Regions from separate parts of the Homo sapiens genome. Here regions 2, 3, 4, 5, 6 and 7 are each linked to region 1. Evidence: chromatin contacts called from ENCODE Hi-C or POLR2A ChIA-PET data. All regions are on one chromosome and are shown on one strand. Each heading gives the region's core, a stretch centred on a gene start or an enhancer-like site at or near the end of the contact. The rest is flanking DNA. Distances are from core to core; before and after follow the strand shown. Region 1 has its middle 74 kb from the start of EDN1. Region 2 has its middle 140 kb from the start of NEDD9. Region 3 overlaps TBC1D7-LOC100130357 (TBC1D7-LOC100130357 readthrough). Region 4 has its middle 120 kb from the start of TMEM170B. Region 5 overlaps ADTRP (androgen dependent TFPI regulating protein). Region 6 has its middle 6.8 kb from the start of ADTRP. Region 7 has its middle 55 kb from the start of ADTRP.

Evidence for each region. Hi-C counts contacts between places; a loop is a spot of excess contacts on that map. ChIA-PET counts read pairs that join two places held with the same protein, here RNA polymerase II (POLR2A). Pooled maps may share reads with other maps.
Region 2: a loop to region 1 is called in a map with no recorded cell type, with 4 times the contacts of the local background. The contact joins two enhancer-like sites. A Hi-C loop is called at or near these places in 3 of 37 single-sample maps with no recorded cell type and 3 of 50 pooled maps.
Region 3: a loop to region 1 is called in a pooled map, with 5 times the contacts of the local background. The contact joins two enhancer-like sites. A Hi-C loop is called at or near these places in 3 of 37 single-sample maps with no recorded cell type and 2 of 50 pooled maps.
Region 4: a map with no recorded cell type shows a loop between it and region 1 (4-fold over the local background). The contact joins two enhancer-like sites. A Hi-C loop is called at or near these places in 11 of 37 single-sample maps with no recorded cell type and 4 of 50 pooled maps.
Region 5: a loop to region 1 is called in a map with no recorded cell type, with 4 times the contacts of the local background. The contact joins two enhancer-like sites. A Hi-C loop is called at or near these places in 1 of 168 maps with a recorded cell type or tissue (GM12878), 9 of 37 single-sample maps with no recorded cell type and 5 of 50 pooled maps. POLR2A ChIA-PET finds 5 or more read pairs at or near these places in 1 of 52 experiments (GM12878).
Region 6: a pooled map shows a loop between it and region 1 (3-fold over the local background). The contact joins two enhancer-like sites. A Hi-C loop is called at or near these places in 3 of 37 single-sample maps with no recorded cell type and 3 of 50 pooled maps.
Region 7: a map with no recorded cell type shows a loop between it and region 1 (17-fold over the local background). The contact joins two enhancer-like sites. A Hi-C loop is called at or near these places in 14 of 37 single-sample maps with no recorded cell type and 4 of 50 pooled maps.

Annotation. Positions count from the first base shown.
Region 1 is chr6:12,362,600-12,365,825 of GRCh38, forward strand. No RefSeq gene overlaps it. Among named protein-coding and RNA genes, the nearest start is that of EDN1, 74 kb to the left of the region's middle. RefSeq lists an enhancer at 1,017-1,336 and a silencer at 3,124-3,226. Within about 2 kb of position 1,457, at least 10 of the 41 ENCODE cell types and tissues checked have a DNase peak (open chromatin) inside an H3K27ac peak, as active enhancers do; they include GM12878, where a contact is called at or near this core.
Region 2 is chr6:11,372,726-11,375,951 of GRCh38, forward strand. It overlaps a transcript of NEDD9 not described here. Among named protein-coding and RNA genes, the nearest start is that of NEDD9, 140 kb to the left of the region's middle. Within about 2 kb of position 1,631, at least 4 of the 41 ENCODE cell types and tissues checked have a DNase peak (open chromatin) inside an H3K27ac peak, as active enhancers do.
Region 3 is chr6:13,302,341-13,305,566 of GRCh38, forward strand. TBC1D7-LOC100130357 (TBC1D7-LOC100130357 readthrough) reads right to left here. Exons shown (of 9, transcript NM_001318809.2): 8 at 2,722-2,847. The coding sequence ends at 2,761. It overlaps TBC1D7 (TBC1 domain family member 7), which reads right to left. Exons shown (of 8, transcript NM_016495.6): 8 at 2,611-2,847. The coding sequence ends at 2,761. Among named protein-coding and RNA genes, the nearest start is that of TBC1D7, 25 kb to the right of the region's middle. RefSeq lists an enhancer at 761-810. Within about 2 kb of position 1,536, at least 33 of the 41 ENCODE cell types and tissues checked have a DNase peak (open chromatin) inside an H3K27ac peak, as active enhancers do.
Region 4 is chr6:11,654,119-11,657,344 of GRCh38, forward strand. No RefSeq gene overlaps it. Among named protein-coding and RNA genes, the nearest start is that of TMEM170B, 120 kb to the left of the region's middle. RefSeq lists a silencer at 1,556-1,725. Within about 2 kb of position 1,618, at least 6 of the 41 ENCODE cell types and tissues checked have a DNase peak (open chromatin) inside an H3K27ac peak, as active enhancers do.
Region 5 is chr6:11,712,787-11,716,012 of GRCh38, forward strand. ADTRP (androgen dependent TFPI regulating protein) reads right to left here. Exons shown (of 6, transcript NM_032744.4): 6 at 737-1,726. The coding sequence ends at 1,692. Among named protein-coding and RNA genes, the nearest start is that of ADTRP, 64 kb to the right of the region's middle. RefSeq lists an enhancer at 1,590-1,739. Within about 2 kb of position 1,670, at least 4 of the 41 ENCODE cell types and tissues checked have a DNase peak (open chromatin) inside an H3K27ac peak, as active enhancers do; they include GM12878, where a contact is called at or near this core.
Region 6 is chr6:11,783,965-11,787,190 of GRCh38, forward strand. No RefSeq gene overlaps it. Among named protein-coding and RNA genes, the nearest start is that of ADTRP, 6.8 kb to the left of the region's middle. Within about 2 kb of position 1,632, at least 4 of the 41 ENCODE cell types and tissues checked have a DNase peak (open chromatin) inside an H3K27ac peak, as active enhancers do.
Region 7 is chr6:11,832,536-11,835,761 of GRCh38, forward strand. No RefSeq gene overlaps it. Among named protein-coding and RNA genes, the nearest start is that of ADTRP, 55 kb to the left of the region's middle. RefSeq lists silencers at 1,297-1,526, 1,374-1,564 and an enhancer at 1,787-2,086. Within about 2 kb of position 1,441, at least 3 of the 41 ENCODE cell types and tissues checked have a DNase peak (open chromatin) inside an H3K27ac peak, as active enhancers do.

The DNA.
Region 1 (3,226 bases), core at 207-2,706:
TGGTCTCAAATACCGGTCCACAGCCTGCATGTGGCCCAGGATGGCTTTGAATGCAGCCCAACACAAATTCATAAGCTTTCTTAAAATATTATGGGATGTTTTTGTGATTTTTAAAAACTCTTCAGCCATTGTTAGTGTGTTTATGAGTGACCAGAGACAATGCTTATTCCAATGTGGCCCAGGGAAGCCAAAAGATTGGATACTCTTGATACAGAGTGTGAGAGAAAGAGGGGCAAGGGTGGCTGAGTTTGCAGTTCTGTGCACCTGGAGCAATGAGTTGCTCTTTACTTGCATGACAAGAACGAACAGAGGCAGCTATAGCCAGGAAGTACAGGAGAACAGAAGTGGATATGTTAGGCTGAGATTCTTAGTAGCTACCCAAATAGGGATGTTGAGTAGGCAGTTGGATACTTAAGTTCTGATATAGACTAGAAGTCCAGGCCGTAGATGTAAATTTGGGATTATTCTGCATACATATATATGTCATTAGCTAGAACTTTGTCATGTAGTCAGGCCATCTACAGCTGCAAAGAAGGCAGAAAAGGAGAATATGTACCATCTCCAACTTCCATCGAGAAAGGCAGCAGACAGAAAAGGATGGGAAGGTCTGCTGGGTCATTCAACCAACAATGTCTGTATTACCTAACTTCTCAGCTCTTCCTGTACAAAATAAGAATAATAAAGTCTACTTTATATGATTATGGTCAAAATTACATGAGATAAGCTATAGAAACAGGCCAGGAGCCATGGCTCACGCCTATAATCCCAACACGTTGGGAGGCCGAGATAGGCAGATCACCTAAGGTTAAGAGTTCGAGACCAACCTGACCAACATGGTGAAACCCTGTTGCTACTAAAAATACAAAATTAGCGGGGCGTGGTGGCACATGCCTGTAATCCCAGCTACTCTGGAGGCTGAGGCAGGAGAATTGCTTGAACCCAGGAGGTAGAGGTTGCAGTGAATGGAGATCACACCATTGCACTCCAGCCTGGGCAACAAGAGTGAAACTCCATCTCAAAAAAAAAAAAAAAAAAAAAAAAATAGGAAAGAAACATAGCTCCTGTTATAATAGGACCTTTAAATATAGAAGTTCCCCTTTCTTTCCTTTCTGTGACCTGAGATGTCATGGAAAGTCCTTCATTAGCTCACCCCATATATTTATTTTTGGACTTCCTCATTGAACAAAATGATGACACTGCTATTTTTATAATCACTACTGCCGCAAAAAACAGGAACTTTTTCTTGTCCCCCAAAACCACAGATTTTCCAGAGCCTCACTGGTCAAGCTGGGCTCTTGCTTCTCAGTCCCACTTTCTTCTTATCTCAGGGGTTCTGTTTTTAATTTGACATTTCAGTTTCTGTGCATAACCATGGTAGAAGGATTTCCAGATTCTTGGTAATCATTAACCAACTCAAGACAGGCATAGCCCTGCCCTGCCTCCCCCTCAGCTGAGGCCTTGCTGGAGAATGTCTGGGAAGGGCATTCACAGAGCACGGAGACGTCCAAAGCCGCATGGAGGGTGCCTGGTGAAAGGCCAAGTGGGGGCCGAGTGTGGCCATGCCATGGGACAAGGTTGAAGAGAGCCTAATGGCATCTGAGGAAAAAGAACTCTAAGGAAGCTATTCTTGGGGAAACGGAACATTCACCCCCAAATCTGGCCAAGCACTGTGCAGTAGACTTCTTAGGCTCCTTCTCAGCCTTATCGTTGACTCGATATTTACTTTACCCTCCCTTCCCCCTGTGCAGGGAGAAGGCCGAGACGTTTATGCCTATAGAGCGGGCCATAAAATCTTGACTCTTAGATAATATCATTTTATCATTCTTTGTAGTAGGAAAACAATAAATATTTTAAAATATGTTTGTCTGTGTTTTCAGACTTAGTGGCCAACCTGTGTGTGTGTGTGTGTGTGTGTGTGTCTGTGTGTGTGTGTGTGTGAGAGAGAGACAGAGAGAGAGAGAAAGAGAGAGAGAGAAAGAGAGAAAGAGAGAGAGAGTCTGCTAGGCCTGCCATAACAAAATACCAGACTGGGTGTCCTATATAACAGAAATTTATCTTATAGTTCTGGAGGCTGGAAGTTCAAGATCAAGGTGTTGGCAGGTTTGGTTTTTCCTGGGGCCTCTCTCCTTGGCTTGTAGATGCCGTCTTCTCCTGTGTCCTCACAGGGTCTTCCCTCTGTGTGTGTCTGTGTCTTACATCTCTTGTTCTTATAAGGAGATCAATTGTTGTGGATTTGGACCCACACATATGGCCTCATTTTACCTTAATTACCTCTTTACAGATTCTTTCTCCAAATACAGTCACATTCTGAGGTACTGAGCATTAGAACTTCAATATATGAATTTTAGAGGGACACAGTTTAGCCCACAACAGTGTGTGTGTGTGTGTGTGTGTATGTAACAGTGTATATACACACACATATACATACACGTAACATATATACAGACATATATAGTCACACACATATGCAGACACACACACACTGTTATGTGTGTGTATATATACAGTTATATACAGTATGTAAAAACCCATACTATATATAAAATATATATTATGTAGATTTTTATGTATACTTCTTATTACACACACATCCACACAATTCTGAGATACTGTCCAATTGTGCTTGAAACTTCCTCCTGTCTGCCTTGGGTAGCTTTCCCCATAAAGTAGACCTCACATTTCTCTGCTCTTCCGGACACTTGTTGTCTGCATTAGTTAATCTTTGCAAATTTCTCTGCAGGGCAGGCTCCCTTAACCTTCTAACCTCACCATGACTGTTAAGTAGGAACGGAATGGAGGCACTCTGCTCCGGGGAAACTTCACCAGTGGAGCCTGTAGGTGGAATCTCAAAGCAAAAATGCCTTCTGGGTGGGGGCTGGAAGGGGTGAGCGGCCTCCTTGCTTTTGTTTCTCTGGAATTCCTTTAGCAGCAAGCAGGAAAAGTGCCCGCAGCAGGGGACTCTCACAGGGTAGACTTCTGTTTAGGCTGAGGAAGCAGGGATCCAGCCAAAGACCAGGAAAACACCATGCTTCTGGGTTAAAGATAAACCAAGAAGGTATTTTAAAAGCGAGCTGCTGGTCCAGTGGGAACAATAGATAAGTTAAAGGCCTGGGGATGAAGCCAATTTCATCTCTGACTACTGTTGTTAGAAAACTATAAATGACATAAAAATTGGCAACAGTGGTCCACTTGAAAAGTTTTTCCAGACAATCTTAACTTTTCCTTT
Region 2 (3,226 bases), core at 381-2,880, 990 kb before region 1:
ATTTGCATTTCTCTGAGGATCAGTGATGTTGAGCACCTATTCATATACCTGCTTGCCATTTGTATTTTTCCTTTTGAGAAATAAGCCTGATATTCTTTCAGGGCATAAATTAAGAATGCAACCCTCCTCTGCCCATGGCCACATATATCATGTAAGAGCAATCTGGCATAGATACTCCAATTCATTTTTTTTAAATGGATTCTCAGTTCTAAACAACATAAACCAATGTCTTTATTTTTAATGCTTGTCTTTGCTTCAGTCAAAAAAACTCCAAAACACAATGAAGGAAGAGGCCAATTGAGTAAACCAGTTACTTAAAGCTAACAAAGAAACAGACATCATCAAGCAGTTCTGTCTTCCCAAATCAATTCTTTTGAAATCAAACACCTTCGTTAAGTGGTTCCTTGAACTGTTTTGCCATAAAAATTAAAAAAAAAAAACTCATGAAGAAAATGAAATAATCATGTACAAAATACCTTTGTCACTTTATTTTTAATACAATTGTATGCAATTTGTTAATTTTCATCATCCTTTATAACTGAATTATATGTGCTTTTGAAAGCTACATAATGAATAACATGTTGTATATAATTGTTAAAATGTGTCTATGGTCATCATATAATTTAGACCTGAGGTCCTCAGTAGAAGACAAAGTCCAGGAAGTCAGAACCTCTGTTCCTCTTTTCACTATACCCCAATACCATATGTATATGGGAGAATGGATTTGATTGACTTGAGTTGTATCTGCAGTGCTTCTTGAAGGCATGAAAACTACTGCGAGTGTTTTAATTACTCAAACCTCCACCCTTCCATATGTAAGCTTCTTGAAAATAGGGATTTTGTCTGGCTGGCTTTCCTGCTGAATCCCCAGCACCTAATATGGTGCCTGGCCCATACAGAGTCCTTAACAGATGTTCAATAAATATTAATATCTACTAAATTATTTTCTGAAATGGATACAGTATCTGAGATGGTTAATTTTACGTGTTAACTTGGCTAAGCCAAGGTACCTAGATATTGATCAAACATTCTTCTGGATGTCACTGCAAAGCTATCTTCTTTAAAAGATTAACATTTAAATGAGTAGGCTTTGAGCAAAACAAATGACCTTCCATAATGTAGGTGGGCCTCCAATCAGTTGAAGGCCTTAATAGAAAAAAGAGCGACATCCACAGAGCAAGAAGGAATTCAGCTAGCAGAGTGCCTTCGGACTCAAGTAGCAATGTCAGTTCTTCCCTGATCTCCAGCTTGCCAGCCTGCCTTGCTGATTTTGGACTTGCCAGTCTCCATAATTGTGTGAACCAACTTCATAAAATAAATCTCTCTCTCTCTCTCTCTCTCTATATATATATGTATATATATACACACACACATTCCATTGGTTCTGTTTGTCTGGAGAACCCTAATACACCCACCTTACTCCTTTGCTCACTCAATGAATCAATCAATATATGTCATTTGCCAGGGATCACTCTCACCCATCAAGACCTCACAACTACTAAAGCCAAACCAGTGATACAACCCCTGAAGTACACTCTTGACTTTAACTTCTCCACTCCGGTGGAGTGACAAAGAGCATTACTTCCTTAATGTTTCGACGATTATATGATGCAAAGCACCTGCATGAGGAACAGGTGCTGAGAGGACACTGTACTTGCTAAAGCCATGTCCTGATAGTGTGACAGAAGGCACCAGCATACTACTGTGCTTTGAGGAGAAAATGCTTCCCATGGTGAGGCTGAGCTGCTGATAGTCTCACTTCCTCTAAATATTTCCACTCTTTACAAGTGAAGCTGTGGGTGGGGAATTTCAGAGTCATGGAAACTAGTCAAAGGTTACTAAAGGTTCATGGACACTACTATTTGATAACTGTGTGGTAGCTGCATAGTCGCATATGCTATAGAAAAAGGTGAATATAAAAAATACATCAATAGGAAGCTTATAGATGAGCACTATATGAAATTTGGTTCTCTTCAGGATCAAGCAAAGTGATGGACCTTCATGGAACCCAATCTGCTGGTCTGGGGAACAATACTTTTGTAAATTAAGTATTCATATAGAACTTTTCCCCAAGGGCTTATCTGGAGGGGAAGTGACAGTGAGAGTGAAAGCCTTAATTTGCCCACAATCAGCATGGGCTAGCCCAGTCACAAATTGTCTGTCCAGGAAGATTCTTTTTTTTCTTTTTGTTTTTATTTTTTAATCTTGGGGAGTCACTTTAGCCCTTTCTTCCTCTCCCATTTAAGACCCCTTCCCTCCTTTGATGTCCCCTAGCTAAAACCTGCTTCTAACTTGAGGCAAAATTTTCACTTCTCTGCTCAAGTAGTTTGTGCATGAAACAGGGATAAATTTGGTGGCAATTGTGCCTTCTTGAAATCCTAACTCTGAACCATCATTTTTGTCAATGACTTAGCACTGCCAACTGATAGAAATGATAGACTGTCATACATTCATGCAATAGGATACTATACAGCTGTGAAAATGAATTATCAACATCTCTTGGCATCAACATGGATAACACTCAGAAATATCATGTTGACCCTAGAGCAAGTCTTGGAAGAATGCTTATGTATGATTATATTTACTTACAGTTCCCAAACAGGCAGAAATTGACTATATGCAAATTGTATATATACCTATGCATATATGTCTATGCATACACTTAGACCTAGGAGGCCAATCAAAAAGTAAAGTAAGGGAATGACTAACAAAATTTTAAGACAATAGTTCCTTTTGTGGTAGGTGATATAATTTGGATGTTTGTCTCCTCCAAATCTCACGCTGAAATGTGATCCACAGTGTTAGAGGTGGGGCCTAGTAGGAGGTATTGGATTATGGGGGCAGATCCCTCATGAGTGGCTTAGTGCTGTCCCTTTGATGGTGAGTGAGTTTTCACTCAGTTAACGCACCCAAGATCTGGTTGTTTAAAGGACTCTGGGACCTCTCCCTTCTGTCCTTTTCTCTCTCTCTTGCCATGTCATATGCTGGCTCCTCCTTCCGCCATGATTGTAACCTTCCTGAGGCCTCACCCGAAGCAGATGCCAGCACCATGCTTTCTGTATACCCTGCAGAACCATAAGTCAATCAACCCTTTTTTCTTTTTTCTTTCTTTTTTTTGAGACGGAGTCTCACTCTATCACTCAGGCTGGAGTGCAGTGGCGTGATCTCGGCTCACTGCAAGCTCCGCCTCCCGGGTTCATGCCATTCTCCTGCCTTAGCCTCCTGA
Region 3 (3,226 bases), core at 286-2,785, 940 kb after region 1:
TGGAAAGGGCGACTGGTCGGGAAAGCCATGAAAGGCCAGCACCCCCACCGTGGTCCCCCAGAAATCACTACCACCCTCTGTTCTCCACACCGCCATCCATCACCCCTCCCTCCTACTCAAACTGGTGCCAGCTCTGGAGGAACATCAGCTGATCTAGGAGCCACGGCTTGTGCCAAGAGCCACGGACAGTTTCATTTGGCACACAGTCTCAAGGAGAAACGGCTCTTTGTTTTCACCAACAGAGGAGATGCCACCAACTCCTGCTCCCCAAATTCCCACACTCCTTTCCCTCTCTGTCAAGGGCAGAGGAAAGCACCTTCTGGCCCTTCTAGACCCAAAACACCCAGCTAAAGACAAAGGCTGCTGACCTTATGTGACCCGGGCAGATTCACTGTCCACACCCCACACCCCTCACCAGGCTCCCCAAAGGCTGCCTTGGCTGGAGAACTTGGGATGTCACTCTGCTGCTTACGGTCACAGAGCTCGAGCAGGCGCTGTCACTTGGGCCATGTGAGCCAGTGACTCATTTTAGGATCTGGTCCTGGGCATCTAAGCTCTTTGCTTACCCTCCTCATCCCCACTGGCTTCCCTCCAGGTTCTTCATTTTCAGACAGAAAACACCAAAACCTTGAGTCACCATAGGGACGTGATAACCACATGACAGGAAACTTATGCAATTCAAGACAGGGCAAGTGCCTGTCATACCCAGAGCTACAGTGCAAGAAGGTCCTCGGAGCTCCTTCAGCGCATCATATGATTTCAGTGTTGCCTCATAATTTTCAGGCGAACTTTCCATTAACAAAGAAAGTGCTTCATTCTCATGAACCCTGACCTCATTTCCTGAAACAGCCTTGACACACAAGCCTGTGTACACACAATCCTCTACACAATTATACCTCGACGCAATCCATCCATTCGATTTGTCAGCAGGCCAAAGCCACACCCCCAACACACACACACTCTCCAACCTTCCTCGGCCTTCCTTTCTCCTGGCCAAGAGGACTGAGATCTTCTCTCATCTGTGTTTAAGGCAAATCTCTAGACGGGAAAGAGCAGAAACTAAATTTGATCATGTTAAATTCCAGCTTTCCAAGGGCGAGGAAGAATCTCACATTTTAGCCGCAATAGTCTGTGACAGGAACCGTGGGTTGTAATATATGAAGGAAAAATTCTGCAGTATCCTGACAAAATGTTTTGAAGAAAAGGCATATGGATGTATTTTTATCAGGAACTGCGCTCCTCACCCAAGACAGCAGGCACAAACATTTTCAAAACACTCAGCTCTCAGCAAAGTGAAATTCTGCTATGAAGCGAAACTGGATGCTCATCCTCTCCATCCACCACTTTCTCAGGATGGGCCTTAAAAAAATCATTCCGCCAATCAGTGTTTTAATAAAAACTCTCAGATTGACTAACTTCAAGAAAAAATCGCCGCCCCACACCCTACAGCCAGAAAGGTTTTACCAAACTGGGTTTGACAGAATATACTTGCAGAATATTTATTTTTAGATCTCTCAGCAGTACAGTAAGAGTCTTTCGTTTCAGATCAGCTGGCCTCCAGCCAAAGCAGCGAAGTCAGAGGAACTTCAGCCCCTAAGCCTTCCTGCTCCCTAAGAGTACCAGCGCTCCTGCCTGGCTCCGGCATAAATGGTTGGCAATAAGTCATTTTTTATTAAAATTTTAACTCTAGGCAGCAATTTTGCTTTAAAAGGTTTTTCTTTGGAGTGCATTTTTATTTTAAAAAATTAAATACTCTTGGATATGTTAGTATTCAGAAGCAGCAGATTTCAACAGCTCACACTTTCTCTGAACTTTTTTTCAACAGATATTTCACACACTAAGGAGGGCCTGAATTCTCAGAATTGTACCTCTATAAGTTCATAGCTGCCCTCGTCTTTTAGGGGGTGGGTGGAAAATCCAACTCACCACTCAGGCTCTTGCAGGTCTGAAGGCTAAACCGGTGTGAAACAAAGGGTCCCCTTTCACTCACTACTCCCAAAGCCGGGAACTATCCAGTGAAGAGTGGCCATGCCATTTACGTGGCACAAGGTGGCCCAGGGGTGATGAGCTGTTCACCTTCACCGGCCATTTCTCTCACTGCTTTAGTGCGTGGCACAGTGCACCCTAACATCCCACATTTAACACCCCATCAAGAAAAATGTGAGTGCAGCAAAATATCCAACAAGTACTTGCTCCTAGGAGCAATTCAAACACATTTTGTTCAATAATGGTTTCATTCCAACTGGCCCAAAGAGAAAAAAGAGTAAGGAATTGTTTAAAGCCTGTTTAGCAAGATGAAGCCTCAGAAGGCAGTTGGCTTGGATTTAAACACGTATTGCATCAACAAAAGCCAAATCTGAGGTGTCAACAAAAGGAAGTCACTCTTATTCTAGAAACAGACCTTGAAAGTAACTAGCTTGGTGCTAATTAGAGACAGGCAGGGCAGGCTTAGTTATGCACTGCTGGTTAACACACCCACTCACCCTGACTAAACCGCTTTAAAATCAGGGAGCTATTTTCTAACAACCCTTTTGAAATGCTATTCAGAGATGAACTTTACATTTCTATGTAACTGCAAGATGCTGCTCGCCAACACAGCAACACCAGGCATTTCAATTAAATAATTTTATTGGGGGAAAAAAACCACTTTGAGCACCAAAGCAAGAAAAGTGTATTATTCAATCAGTTTCCCAGATCACATGCCAAGAACACAATGCTCACTGTGGTGCCTGGCAGACGGTCCACAACCAGCGGGTGCGTTCAGCTTGAATGGACCGGGGTCCCACAGTGTTTGTGCCACAAGTCAATGGCCTTGCTCACGATCGCGTCTGAGCTGTCCTGGGGAATCTGTGGGCAAGCAAATCAGTCTTTGTGAAATTTCAGTGTTGACAACTTCAGTGTCTTCCCTCATTCGCTGTGGCATGAAATCCACTTCCATGGGAGTTTGCACTGTTTTTCAGAAAGTGACAGCATAAAAGACTTGCGTCACATGCTACCTGAGGACATGAAAGGGCTCCAGTGTCAGCCTGCCTGGGTTCAAATCCTGCACTGCTCACTAACTGTGCACCCCCGGGCAGGTTACCTAAGCTACCTGGGTTTCAGATCCCCATCTCTAAAATGGGGGAAATGATAGCCTGACTTCACAGAGCTGTTCACAGTAGGACATGAGGTAACCCATGGAAAATACTTAGCACAGGCTTCGCACTGCTAGCCACCTCTGGTTATA
Region 4 (3,226 bases), core at 368-2,867, 710 kb before region 1:
TTCAAGACCATCCTGGGGAAAATAGTGAGACTACCGTCTCTAAAGAAACATTTTAACAAATTAGCCAGGCATGGAGGTGTGCTCCTTGTAGTCCCAGCTACTCGGGAGGCTGAGGCAAAAGGCTCACTTGAGCCCAGGATTTCAAGTTACGATTGTGTCACTGCACTCCAACCTGGGTAACAGAACAAGACCCTCTCTCAAAAAAATTTTTAAAGGAGGAAGTCATCAGTTATGTATATCACACAGATTCACTGGTGACTTTGCCACCTTTTCCATCCCTTTGAAGTTCTGCATCGCCGGTGGGAGGACGTTGGTCAGAGCAAGCAGAGTGTGGAGGCAGAAGCAGAGAGCGGAGGACCTCAACTCTCTCTCTCCCTGGGCTCTGCTCTAACTTGATAAGGGCCCACGGGAACATCACCTAAACTCTTGGGGGCCTGTGTTCATTTGTCTGTAAAAAGAGGGGCTTAAATTAAATGATCATTGAACCCTCCAAGCTCTTGCTGGGCTGTTTCTGGGGGCTCTTCTCTCTGGAGTATTGATTTGAATTTTGGTGCTGAGCCAGCCAGTGCACGAAATACTACCACTTTGCTCAGTCTCGTAGATGTTTTTCTGTATTTCCTATGTTCAGCATAAAGGGGGCCAGCCCACTACTGCCTTTAACATGAATTGCCCTTCGGAGTATGGAGCACGAGGCGAGCAGCGCTTGTCTCCGCTAATAGACCTACACATTTCCAGGAGAATTTTTTTTTTCTCCTTGCTACTCACAACACATCACTTGTTTATGTGAGGGTTTTTACACACAGCTGATTTATAAGGGATTAGATTTCTCTAAAACATAATCTGCGTTGGTTCTATTGGCCAGTTAAAATTGGTATCCCAGCACAGCTTGTTAAGACATTACATATCATTCCTCTTGTTTTTCTCACACTCAGGAATGATAGGTTAAGAAATATGATTCTAGTTCATAAAAGCCTGAGAGGGACTAACTGGGCTCTATTTATGTTTTATCCAAGAATGTGGAATTTGAAGCTTTTCTCAAAGTGAAAGTTGACCCACTGGACCCGTGTGCTTGGGCCAAATATGAGTATGAGAAACATTCTCAAACCTTTTTGGAATCCTAGGCCAGTAGACACTGAAGGGGCCTAAAGGATTTCTGGGCAATTCCTTCTCCTTCTCTCATGCCACAATAATTATTTGCACTTCTTGCCCTTCTTTTAGCTCAAAAGTGAACTCTGCATGAAGCATATTACCTTAGAGAAAATGTTCACTTAAAGAAAGCCACCTGTTCAGGAAAACAAATTGTCCCCAAGAGGCGTGGTGGAACGCAGGTGGGGAATTTTGTCTTCAATAAGGAGAAATTTAAATTCTCTATATTCTTAGAAATTTACCAAATTGGTTGCACTAGGGTTTTTTTTTTTTTTTTTTTTTTTTTTTTTTTTTTTTTGAGACGGAGTCTCGCTTTGTCACCCAGGCTGGAGTGCAGTGGCGTGATCTTGGCTCACTGCAAGCTCCGCCTCCCGGGTTCATGCCACTCTGCCTCAGCCTCCCGAGTAGCACCAGGGTTTTTAATATCCAGTTCAACCGGGAGACATTTGTACTCTGCGAAGGCTGAGGCGTCCGTGTAAATTTGGCCACCAGGTGGCACCAAATGTTTTCATTAGAAAAATTGCTGAGGGAAAGCCTGGTCCGCATTCTCTCTCCTAGTTAAAAGGAAAAAAAAAGAAAAAGAAAACCCTTTAAAGTGAGTGTTGTCGGTTCATTCACCCAAATTCAGGAAGCATGTGCCTTTCTTATTTGCTAGCGCTTTGGCAGTACACTGTGGCAGTTCAGGGTGAGTTATTTCCTTGAAGTTTGTTAAAAGGGAAACATGGATGAAATTCAAGACTTGAAACAAAGCTTTATTGGAGCTTTGCAGGACAATTAAAATCCAGTCTCTCAGCCAACAAACGGTTCCATCAACCCCCTTCTAGGCCTAGCAGGACACAGGATGCCCAAACAAAAGGCAGAACAGGGAGGCATGGCTGGGTTTTTCCTTTTATCATTTGCTGCACAATCTTATTCTTTCAGATCCCAAACCAGCTTTTATGGTCTGGTTAAAATTTTGTTCTGTTTAGAAAAGAGGGTATCCTAAAGCAATCTAACTGAGCAGGGGTTGTTGCAGAGGGACACCCGCCTGCTTTCAGATGTGAGTGCTGCTGGGGATGATGTCTTTCTGCCCCTGCTCATGGTCTCCAGAAGAAAGTGCTGGCACGCTAAAGATAGGAAAAACATTGGCCAATTTATTGCTAAATTTCAATTCTTAAGAAGTGTTTTTTTTTTTGAAGTAAAAGAGGTGTGCATTCATTTATTTATTCATTCATCCATTCATTTGATGAATATTTATTGAGTGTTCACTGTGCCAGGCATCGTATTTAGAAGCCAGGGGAAGAGTGGTAACCAAAACTACGTTCCAGCTTTGGGCTGCTTCTAGTCTAGAGGAAGAAGCAGATACTCGTCAAGCCACTCGCATGAATGTGCATCAACAAGCTGCGGGAGGTGCTTTAAAGGCAAAGATTGCTGTCCCTGGATGTTGTGGAGCTAATGAAGTTGACCTAGATTCGTGGAGTGATGGGAATAGGCAGTGTTCCCTAACGAGGGACCCTGGAGCTGAGATTTGAAGGATGAGGAGGAAGTAATTAGGCAAAGGGATGGGAAGAGGTGAGGAAGATTTAGGCCAGGGAATTGCAAATTCAAAGGCCATGGGAGGAGAGGGAGAATGACAAGTTTGAGTTCAGCGTTTGAGATGCAAGTGTGGAGGGAACTCAGTAAGCGAAGCAGGAATGGATGCAGTTACAGGAGTAAAAGCTCACCATGAGTTCTCCACTTTCCTCTGTGTTTGGTATACTTTTCCTCTGCCAAATGGGAGAAGAAAGGTCAACACACACACACACACACACACACACACACACTCCAAAACTCTATCAATTACCAGATCTCTACTAGTCGCCTGCTTTGATAGGTGGTCTGTGGTATGGTTGGCTTGGAGCCAGTGTCCAAATATTTGAGAAAAGTTTGGGCATTTTTCCCCCAGTACAGTAACCTGTTTAAATGGACACAAGTACCACTGGGGAAGGCTGAGAGGAAAAGTCACAGAACATACTTGGCAATTTTAGCAGAAAGTGCTGCCTTAAGCATCCCTATTTTCCCTTTAGTGAGGGGATGTGGGTCTGGGAACTGACTCGGTCTT
Region 5 (3,226 bases), core at 420-2,919, 650 kb before region 1:
TAAGCTACTGCAGCACCGAGCATGCCCTTGTGTGCTTAGGCATGTGCTCAATGGGAAATTGTTCCGAGACATTTCTAGTGTTGGAAGAGATATTGCACAATGGCCAGGCATGCTGCAATCAAGGTTTAATTTGGTCCTAGGGCCAGTAAAGCCACAAATAGAAATTTGCAGGCTCATCCCCACCAAGAGCTTACTGTGACTGAGAGTTACGCAGCCCGAGTCACCTCTGGGGTGTGGAACATTTGGGTGATCCCCCGAGGGCTTCACGTTTGGGGAATTTCCACTGTGGCAACTGTTTCTGAGCTCCTGCTGAGACCAGGTGCTTGGAGCAGTGAAGAGGCAGCAGTAGATGTGGGGAAAGAGGTGGTATTCCCAGCTCCAACTGGAAAAGACTTGAGGCCCATATTAACAGAACAGTAGAAAAAGAAGTGGGAATTAAGCAGGTTTCTTGGTGCCTGCCCTGGTCTTCCCTTAGGCTGCCTTCCCACCTGAGATATTCTGTCCTCTTCTGTAACCCTTCAAGACCACTCTTGCTCATTTTTACCAGATTTCTCCTACATAATGTTAGGTTGGGAAGTCCAAGTCCAATTTCCTTCAGTGTCCACACCCCAACCCATATGAGCCTAGTGACATACTAGTAGACTCAAATATGTCTACCCACCAATAGCCATTTGCCATTTGTGTTCTTTAAAAAATGTGCCCACAAATAAAGGCCAGGAAAATAACACTAGGAAAATCACAGCAGGGATCATGAATCCTTGTTAAGCATCTGGAAATCAGCTTTGTTAAACCACACACTAATTCAGAAAAGTGCTTTGTAGCAAAGCAATCTCAACAGCCCTTATAATTCTATCACTTCCCATCCAGATTCTTCTGCAAGCAAAATTTATTACTATACCATTTATTTGATGAATTAATCAATGTTCAAATGGAAGAGGTTTTGACAATGTCACTATGTTTGATGTTTATACCTGCCCTGAATGCTTGCTCAGAAGAGAAACAGATTTCCCAGTATTTTTTATAACTTACTTTCCCATTGTCTTCAATTAATTTGCTATTATCCCAAGTAGACAGACAACTTCAGTAGTAGCCATCTCCCTACATTTTTAGATCACTGAAAAAAATGGATGAGCAACCCATGAAAATAACTAGCTTACTGAAATGCTTGTCTTTTAAAGAAAGTTGGGATTATTTAAAAAAAAAAAAATGGCCCAGGACCAGTAGCTAGGAGATCTGGGAGAGAGAAGTCATTGCCTTGGTTCTGACACTAAGTAACCCTTTTGCCTTTTGCAGGTAACTTCTCATCTAGGTCCTCAGCATCCTTCTCTGTAAACTGAAGAGTTTAAATGACTCTAAGTTCCTCTCTCTCTCTCTAGATGTTCTCTAACACCAAGTTTATGTGAGTTTCTTTGGCCAGATTTTAACCAGAGACCATCCTCCACGAAGGTCAAAGATAATTAATTCTGAGATAGCAGGAGTTGTTTTTGGCATGTGCAGTCAACCTTTCAAAAAACCAAGAGTTCTCAAGTTAAGCTACCTTCACGAACCTCTTATTAAATTTAAGTATCACTCTCTGTCCCTCCTACTTTGCTATGTTCCTCCACCACCTCCCTCCACCAGAAAAAAAAAAAAAAGATGAGAAAAATCTCTTGTGTTTTCTTCTTTCTTGGTTCTTGGAAAATGGTGTGCAATTACTTCCTCTTCTTCCGTGGCTGCCTCATGTCACCTGTACAAACAAGAACAGAGACAGACCTCAGGCTTCAGGCTTTCCCTAATGGGTATTTTTGTTGTGGGTAGAGATTCACTCTGACTTGGGGCAGTGGAAAGTTGAACACACTTTTCCCAAGGTGACAAGATGCAGTTTAAGGAGTTATGAAAAAACAGCTGCCACGATGACAGGGGCAGAGAACAACTCTGCCGTCCTCCCTCAGTGCTGGGTTCACAGTTAGCCAGGCACCCACGATGCTGTTTGCCTTCAGGTACTCTGCATAGCTAAGAGGAAGCATATTGCTGTGACTCTGAGTGAGTGTCTGCAGGCTACACACAATCCATCAGCAAACTTTGAGACTTTGCAGATGGAGATGAAGAGACCACATCAAATTAGAGAGGAAATAGAAGGGTGGATGTTCAACTAATTGGGGTCATTCTGTGACCTCTTAGCAAATGAATTCATCAGCCTGGTGGAAAAGTACTGGCATATGGATTAGGTTTGAGTAAGCTCATTAGAGGGGCATTATTCTACTGAAATTATAGCATTAGATTTGTAGAATGACTTCTATTCAGCCAACAAGTTGGTACTCCATATTTAATGATCATAAATCTTTGTGTAAGCTCTGCAATTTGTGAAATTTCATTAGCTCATTATCCTTTGTGCTTGTTGCCAAATACTGTCAATGCTACTTTAAAAACTTCTCCTCCATTCCAGAACTTACAGCCCTGGTAGTTCTGGCTTGGTATTCCTGCAGCAAATCCATGCTCCTAATTCCATGATTCACCCTTCAAACCCTGCCACCTTCATCAATTCTATCCTTAACAGTAAACACTAGATATCTTATACTCATTCCATTCTGCTGGAACTCCACTTCTTAGAGGCTATCATGACTGGTGACTTGAAGTCCTGTTTGTGGCCCCTTAATTACACTGATTTCCTAGGATGGCCACCTCTTGATCATGCAGTCCTCATGGCTATCCTTGTATTCATCTCATGCAAAATTTTCAAGATCAAAACTCTGTCTTCTTCGTCTGCTCCTCATCAATCTAGACTACCCCAGTCACTTCAGCCGAGGCTTATTGTTTATCAAGCTTTATGGATTTCACGTTGTTTTCATTGGTGTGTCTACTTCTTTCTCTTCTGTTTTTCCCTTTTTTTTTTTTTTTTTTTTTTGAGACAAGGTCTTTGCCCAGGCTGGAATACGGTGGCACAATCTCAGCTCACTGCGGCCTTGAGCTCCTGGGCTGAAGTCCTCCAACCTCAGTCTCCTGACTAGTTGGCACTAGAGGTGCACACCACCATGCCCAGCTTTTTTTTTTTTTTTTTTTTTTTTTTTTTTTTTGCTTTTTTATTAGATACAGGGTCTCACTATGTTGCTCAGGATGATCTTGAACTCCTGGCCTCACCACAAGGGATCCTCCCATCTCAGCCTCCCAAAGTGCTAGGATTACAGGCAAGAGCCACCACCCTTGGCCTTATTTTCCATTTTTGATGTGAATTCTCTCCTCCCTAGTT
Region 6 (3,226 bases), core at 382-2,881, 580 kb before region 1:
ATGCATCCCTGCATGTTGCATAATGATTAGGAATTAGTCTTTTTTGTACGTCATTATCTCCTAGGGTTCACATATGATGTGTTTGAATTCCCAGAGCTTAGCATAGTGCTGGACACACAGTAAGTACCTAATAAACATCTGCTGACTAAGAAAACAAATAACCCAATTTAAAAAATGGGAAAAAGACCCGAATAGACATCAAAAGATGACATACAAATGGCCAACAGATATATAAAAAATGTTCAACATCACTAAACCTCAGGGAAATGCAAACTAAAACCACAATGAGATATCGCCTTACACCTGTCAGAATGGATGTTATCCAAAAAAAAAAAAAGAAAGAAAGAAAGAAAGAAAAAAGAAAACACGTGTTGGCAAAGATGTGGAGAAAAGAAAACTCTGATATACTGATGGTGGGAAATAAATTAGCACAGATATTATGGAAAACGGTATGAAATTTCCTCAGTAAATTAAAAATAGAACTATAATATCATCCAGCAATCCCACGACTGGGTATATATCCAAAGGAAAATGAATCAGTATGTCAAAGAGACACGTGCACTCCCACAGTCATTGCAACATTCTTATTTACAATAGCCATGACAGGGACTCACCCTAAGTGTTCATCGATGGATAAATGAATGAAGAAAGTATGGTACGGATACACAGTGGAATAACGCTTAGTCTTCAGACAGAAGAAACTTCTATTTGTGACAACACAGGTGAACCTGGAGGGTATTACGTTAAGTGAAATAGGCCAGGCACAGAAAGACAAATACTCCTTGACCTCATTATATGTGCAGTCTAAAAAAGCAGAGAGTAGAATGGAGGTCACCACGGGCCTGGGGCGGAGGTGGGAGTGGGGGTTGGGGAAAGTTGGTCAAAGGATATAAAATTTCAGTTAGACAGGAAGAATAAGTGTAAGAGGTTTATTGTACAACATGGTGACTATAATTAGTAATAATGTATTGTATGCTTGAAAATTGCTAACAGAGTAGATTTTAAGTATTCTTGGCGAGGCATGGTGGTTCACACCTATAATCTCAGCACTTTGAGAGGCTGAGGTGGGAAGATCACTTGAACCCAGGAGCTTGAGACCAGCCTGGGCAGCATAGCAAGACCCCGTCTCTACTAAAAACACAAAAATTATGTTTTTGTGATGTGCACCTGTAGTCCCAGCAACTTGGGAGGCTGAGGTGGGAGGATTGCTTGAGTGTGGGAGGTGGAGGTTGCAGTGAGCCAGCATCACACCACTGCACTCCAGCCTGGACAATAGAGTCAGACCTTGTCAAAAAAAAAAAAAAAAAAGTATTCTCACCGCAAAAAGAGGATAAGTAGGTGAGGTAATGCATATATTAATTAGCTTGAGTTAGCCATTCCACAGTGCATACAGATTTCAAAACATCATGTTGTGCACCACAAATGTATACAATTTTTATTTGGCAATTTAAAAAATAGTAGCAGTTATGAAAATATTTGCTGAATAAATGAATATGTGGAATACCAGGTGTACCAGTCTACCGAGCCTTACCCTAAAGCCGGCTCATTCATTAAAAACCTACTGTGTTCAACGTGTTCAGCTGCTGGGTTGTGGGGAGGAGGTGGAATACAGAAATGAGTAAGACAGCCTGAGCCCCGGAGGAACTCACTGCCAAGTGGCAGAGACAGGTATGTAAACAAAAAATTACAGCATGATGTGATAAGTACTATAATAGAGGTATGCACAAAGTACTAATGGAGCCTAAATTATCCTGCACATTATTCTGTCATTCTAAATATATGGAAGATTGAGCTAACGATGAATGCATTGAGTAAGTCATGGGAAACTCCAGACACCACGTAGGAGAAGATAAGGATGAAAGGAGTCCCACAGTAAAGTAGTCATGGCCACCGGCACAAATAACAGTTTTTCCTGGTAAAGATATAACCCATTTCTTGGCCAGTCACCAAGGGATAAGGTACAAAACGCAGGGAGTCAGGGCAAGGGGCTTGAGTCCAAGCCTGTATATGCTTCAGGACCTGGAGCTGATCAGCCATCAGCTTCTCTGGGGTGTTAATTTCCTTCGGTATGAAATGGGGTTCAGGGAACCTGCAACAGTGACTATCTCATGTCCCAAAGCTGGGACGCCAACTGAACTAAGGGAGCAACTGACCAGGGCTGGCCTCTGAAGAAATGCCCCAACCCCACACAGATTCACACACCCCCACACACACCATGGCGCCAGCTGCAGCGGGAGGGGTTGGACGACACTCCTAGGTGACGTCTGCAGGTTGAGCAGCGATGAGCAGGAAATAGGGACACAGGGCACAGAGTCCTTGAGATTATGGTGAACAAGTCTGCTGAAGTGTGGTTTCATTTTGACACAAGAGAGGGGTTCTCCAGCTGCTGTTGCTAAACAAACAGCTAACCAATATAGCTCTCAGATGTTAAACCTGAAGACAAGGCAAGTCGGCGGGACTTGTACTTGTTCCACCTACCCTCGTAATGTGCACAGAGCCCGTCTCAGATGGCTCATTCCCTTTACAGCTGATCTGTACTTCCACAGTTCTTACAGAACTGTCTTACCTTTGCCCATCCTTGTGCTAATAGTCCCATCATTAAACTCTCAGCTGAGGGAAATGCCTTTTCCTATTGGAACCTTCACTGATGCAGCCAATCACTATGAGCTCCTCCAGGGGTGTCTGATACATCTCTGTGCCCTCAGCACTATTCATGGTAGCAGGTAAATTATAAATGCTAATAGAGATTTGTTGTTTGCCCAACTATCTACCCCAACAGTAACATACTTAGGAGTCCAACTCTCCCCCGGGGCCCGAGCCATGACCCCAGCACAAGCAACCTTAATAAACAGCTTGCCCCCGCCTTCCTCAAAAAATGAACTTCTCTCTTTCTAGGACTGGCAGGTTTCTTTAGGACATGGATTCCCAACTTTGCCCTCCTGGCTCAGCCCCTCTGTGAAGCAGCCAAAGGCCCTCTCAATGAACCCCTAAGCCCCACACACAACATACTTCCCAGTTTCCGTGGACTCCAAACCACTCTCGTCACTGCACCTGCCCTGTCCTTACCCGACATCTCCCAACCCTGCGTTCTCTATGCCACCGAAAACCAAGGAATAGCTCTCGGGGTCTTAGGGCAACAAAAGGGAAATCCTCCTTCCTTTACCCCTGTGGCATACCTCTCAAAACAAACAACACTGTCAGAGGGTGGCCAACCTGTCTTAGAGCA
Region 7 (3,226 bases), core at 191-2,690, 530 kb before region 1:
CTAAGGTCTGCTATATTGATAATCACTTAGACTTTTTGTGAGCTAAATCTTCTGTGGTTGCTACAGCAAACATTTATTGAATACCTTCTAAGTATGAGACTCAGTACTAGGATGTTTTAAAGATTATACAATTCTTATTTAAGATGTGATATATAGTGATTAAATCTCATTCACAAAAGTAGGGTTTTAGTTGTGCTTGAGCTTATATGTAAAGGTATGTACATATACATGTATGCGGTTTGTTCTTCCTATTTGCAAATGCCCATATTGGGAGAAAATGCCAGTGCCAGTCAAAGCCAACTGAATTGTTGTGCATTGACACATACTGAGAAAAAAAGGGCACAGCAACAAAAATGTTCTAGTCCCAATCAAGCGATAAACAAAATAAACAAAAGATATTCAAATCAACTTTAAAGAACCTGTTTTTGCTGAGTTTTGGAAGAAACATTAAGACAGTGGCTCAAGTTCCCACTTGAACATGAGTGTTTGTTGTTATTTTTAATGCTAGTTTTAAGGTTGAATTCATTAATGTCATGGTTTTGAATAACTTGAATTTTATTTACCTCTGGGCAGGTGAGCCTCCCTACAAATGACCATGATGTAGAAAACACTTGCACACATAGACATATGTGTCACATGGATGTATAGTACACTTCTTAGGTCAAGTTTTTTTTTTTTTTTTTGAGACGGAGTCTTGCTCTGTCACCAGGCTGGAGTGCAGTGGCACAATCTTGACTCACTGCAACCTCTGCCTCCCAGGTTCAAGCGATTCTCCTGCCTCAGCCTCCCGAGTAGCTGGGACTGTAGGTGTGTGCCACCACACCTGTCTAATTTTTGTATTTTTGGTAGAGACAGGGTTTCACCATGTCGGCCAGGATGGTCTCAATCTCTTGACCTCATGATCTGCCTGCCTCAGCCTCCCAAAGTACTGGGATTACAGGCATGAGCCACTGCGCCCAGCCAAGATTTTTTCAGTTCGCATGAGAGGGAGGCCTTTGGGGAGACAGGTGGATACTGAGCTCTTCTTGGTAACAGGAAAGCCATTAGAATAGGAAGCAGTGAATCAGGTGAAGAATCAGAGTGAGGAAGGAGCCAGTGAAGCTGCAGTGGGTCAGAAGCATAGTCACAGGGAGGTTGGGCGTTATCTCAGTGCATTTGCTATAAAGGAACACCTGAGGAATGGGTCATTTATAAAGAAAAGAGGCTTAGTTGGCTCACAGTTCTGCAGGCTGTACAAAAAGCAAGGTGGCAACATCTGCTTCTGGTGAGGGCTGCAGGGAGCTTCCATTCACAACAGAAGATGAAGGAGAGCAGGCATCACTTAGCAAGAGGAAGGGAGCAAGAGAGAGAGGGGAGAGGTACCAGGCCCTTTCAAACAACCAACTCTCAGGTAAGCAAATAGAGCAAAAACTCCTGCATTACCACAAGTGGATACCAAGCCATTCATGAGGGATCCGCCCCCGTGACCCAAACACCTCTCACCAGGCCCCACCTCCAACAAGGGATCAAATTTCAACACGAGATTTGGAGGAGACAAATATTCAAAGTAATCAGGAACTCTGGCAGAACTTCAAATGCCGAGAGTGGAATTTTGAGGTTAAAATTAATGGCCATGATAGTTACTAGAAGCTTTTGAAATATGAGTGGGTTTAATTATTTGACTGAGTTGATGTCAATAGCCTGAGATAGTAACAATGATGATTGTGTGCTGTTGCTGTTCTTCAGCCCTTCGCACTAAGGAAAGTTCTTCGAAGCCCACAGCCAGCTTGCAGGTGGAGAGGGCAGATAAAAAGAAAATGGTCATGAACATAAGCATGATTCTGCCGTTTTCTATGGCTCTGGACAGACCAGTTGCCTGAGATACCTCCAAAATTCATTTAGAAAGATGTGACAAGAAGGTTTCAGTGTTAGAACGTTGACGTCTAAGTTATTTATGGCAGAGTCCCAGCTGCCGCCAGAATTCCCCTTCTTAAAATAACCAACAGGTGGGTGACCTGGTCTTGAAGAACATTGTATCAGAGTATGCATGGGATACAATACTGCCTTCTTTCTTTTCTTGCTTAGGTAGTACTACCTTTAGCTAGTAATAAGACCCCTTGAATTTTGGAATTCAGGTATCAGAAAAAAGCTGCTAGCTCAGTGCCTTTTATATACACATAGGTATTTAATACATGTTTTTGCTTATCGATTGGTAAAAACTCCTAAAGATAGGTGCATGCTTGTGTGTGTGTAATGATTTTTAGAGATTATGGGTTTGGAACTGTCTTTGTTCTATTTAGATCAATATGATCATCCATTTATCTTGCTCTTCTTGTTTTTTATTGACTTTTTTCCTGTAATGTATGTACCAAAAGTATTTGCTGTTGCATCTTCTTAAGAGAATGCAAACATGACCGTGTTTCCTTTCTCTCAGAAAAAATGACAATTCATTTTCCAGAAATCATTTAAATTAAAATTGATGTTCTTTGGACATTAAAAAAAGGGGTGGGGCAGCATGAATTTTTTTCTTCTTGTAGTTTGACTGCTCACTGGCAAGAGGAGAAAGCCAGTCCTGAAGCCTGGGGTTGCTAGACTGGCCACCTTTCCCTCCTGTCTTTCAGCATGCCCTTTTAAGAGCAGGAAACATGAAAGGGTTTGGCTCAGACCCCAATTCCACTAAAGGCGTTATCCAATTGGCACTGAGGTCTGTCTCTGGCCTTGGTGGCTTCCCTGATGGCTGTAGCATTTGTTCCACAGCAATGACATTCAAATCCCGAGAGATGCATGAAAACACAAAAATAATGTGTGGTGAGGAAACAAGTCTCCTAACTGGTTCTTCAACAATCCTCCTTTGTGTCAAACCCAGATTGCATTTGGTTGGATGCAGGGACAATGCTAGGCCATGAAGAAAACAGAGATCAAAGGAGATGGGATTTCCAGAGGCTAGGAACAGAGGCCCTCCAAGCAAGAGAGGCACTCACAAAGTCAGTGAAGCTGTGGTGGTAATCTTGGTTGTAGGTGAGGAACCAGAACAGACCCCAAGAGTGGCAAGGGTCATTCTGGAAATGTACAGCTTAAAGAACACAGCTAAAATCTAGGGTAGATAGCAAGGTGAAACAGAGAGCCCATGAGCCTTGGAATCAGAAAATCAGAATTCTGGTCTTAGTCTGTCTCCAAGCAACTGTGAGTTCTTGGCCAGATAGTTTATCCCATCTGAGCCTCAATTTCCTCGTCTCTGAAGTGTAGG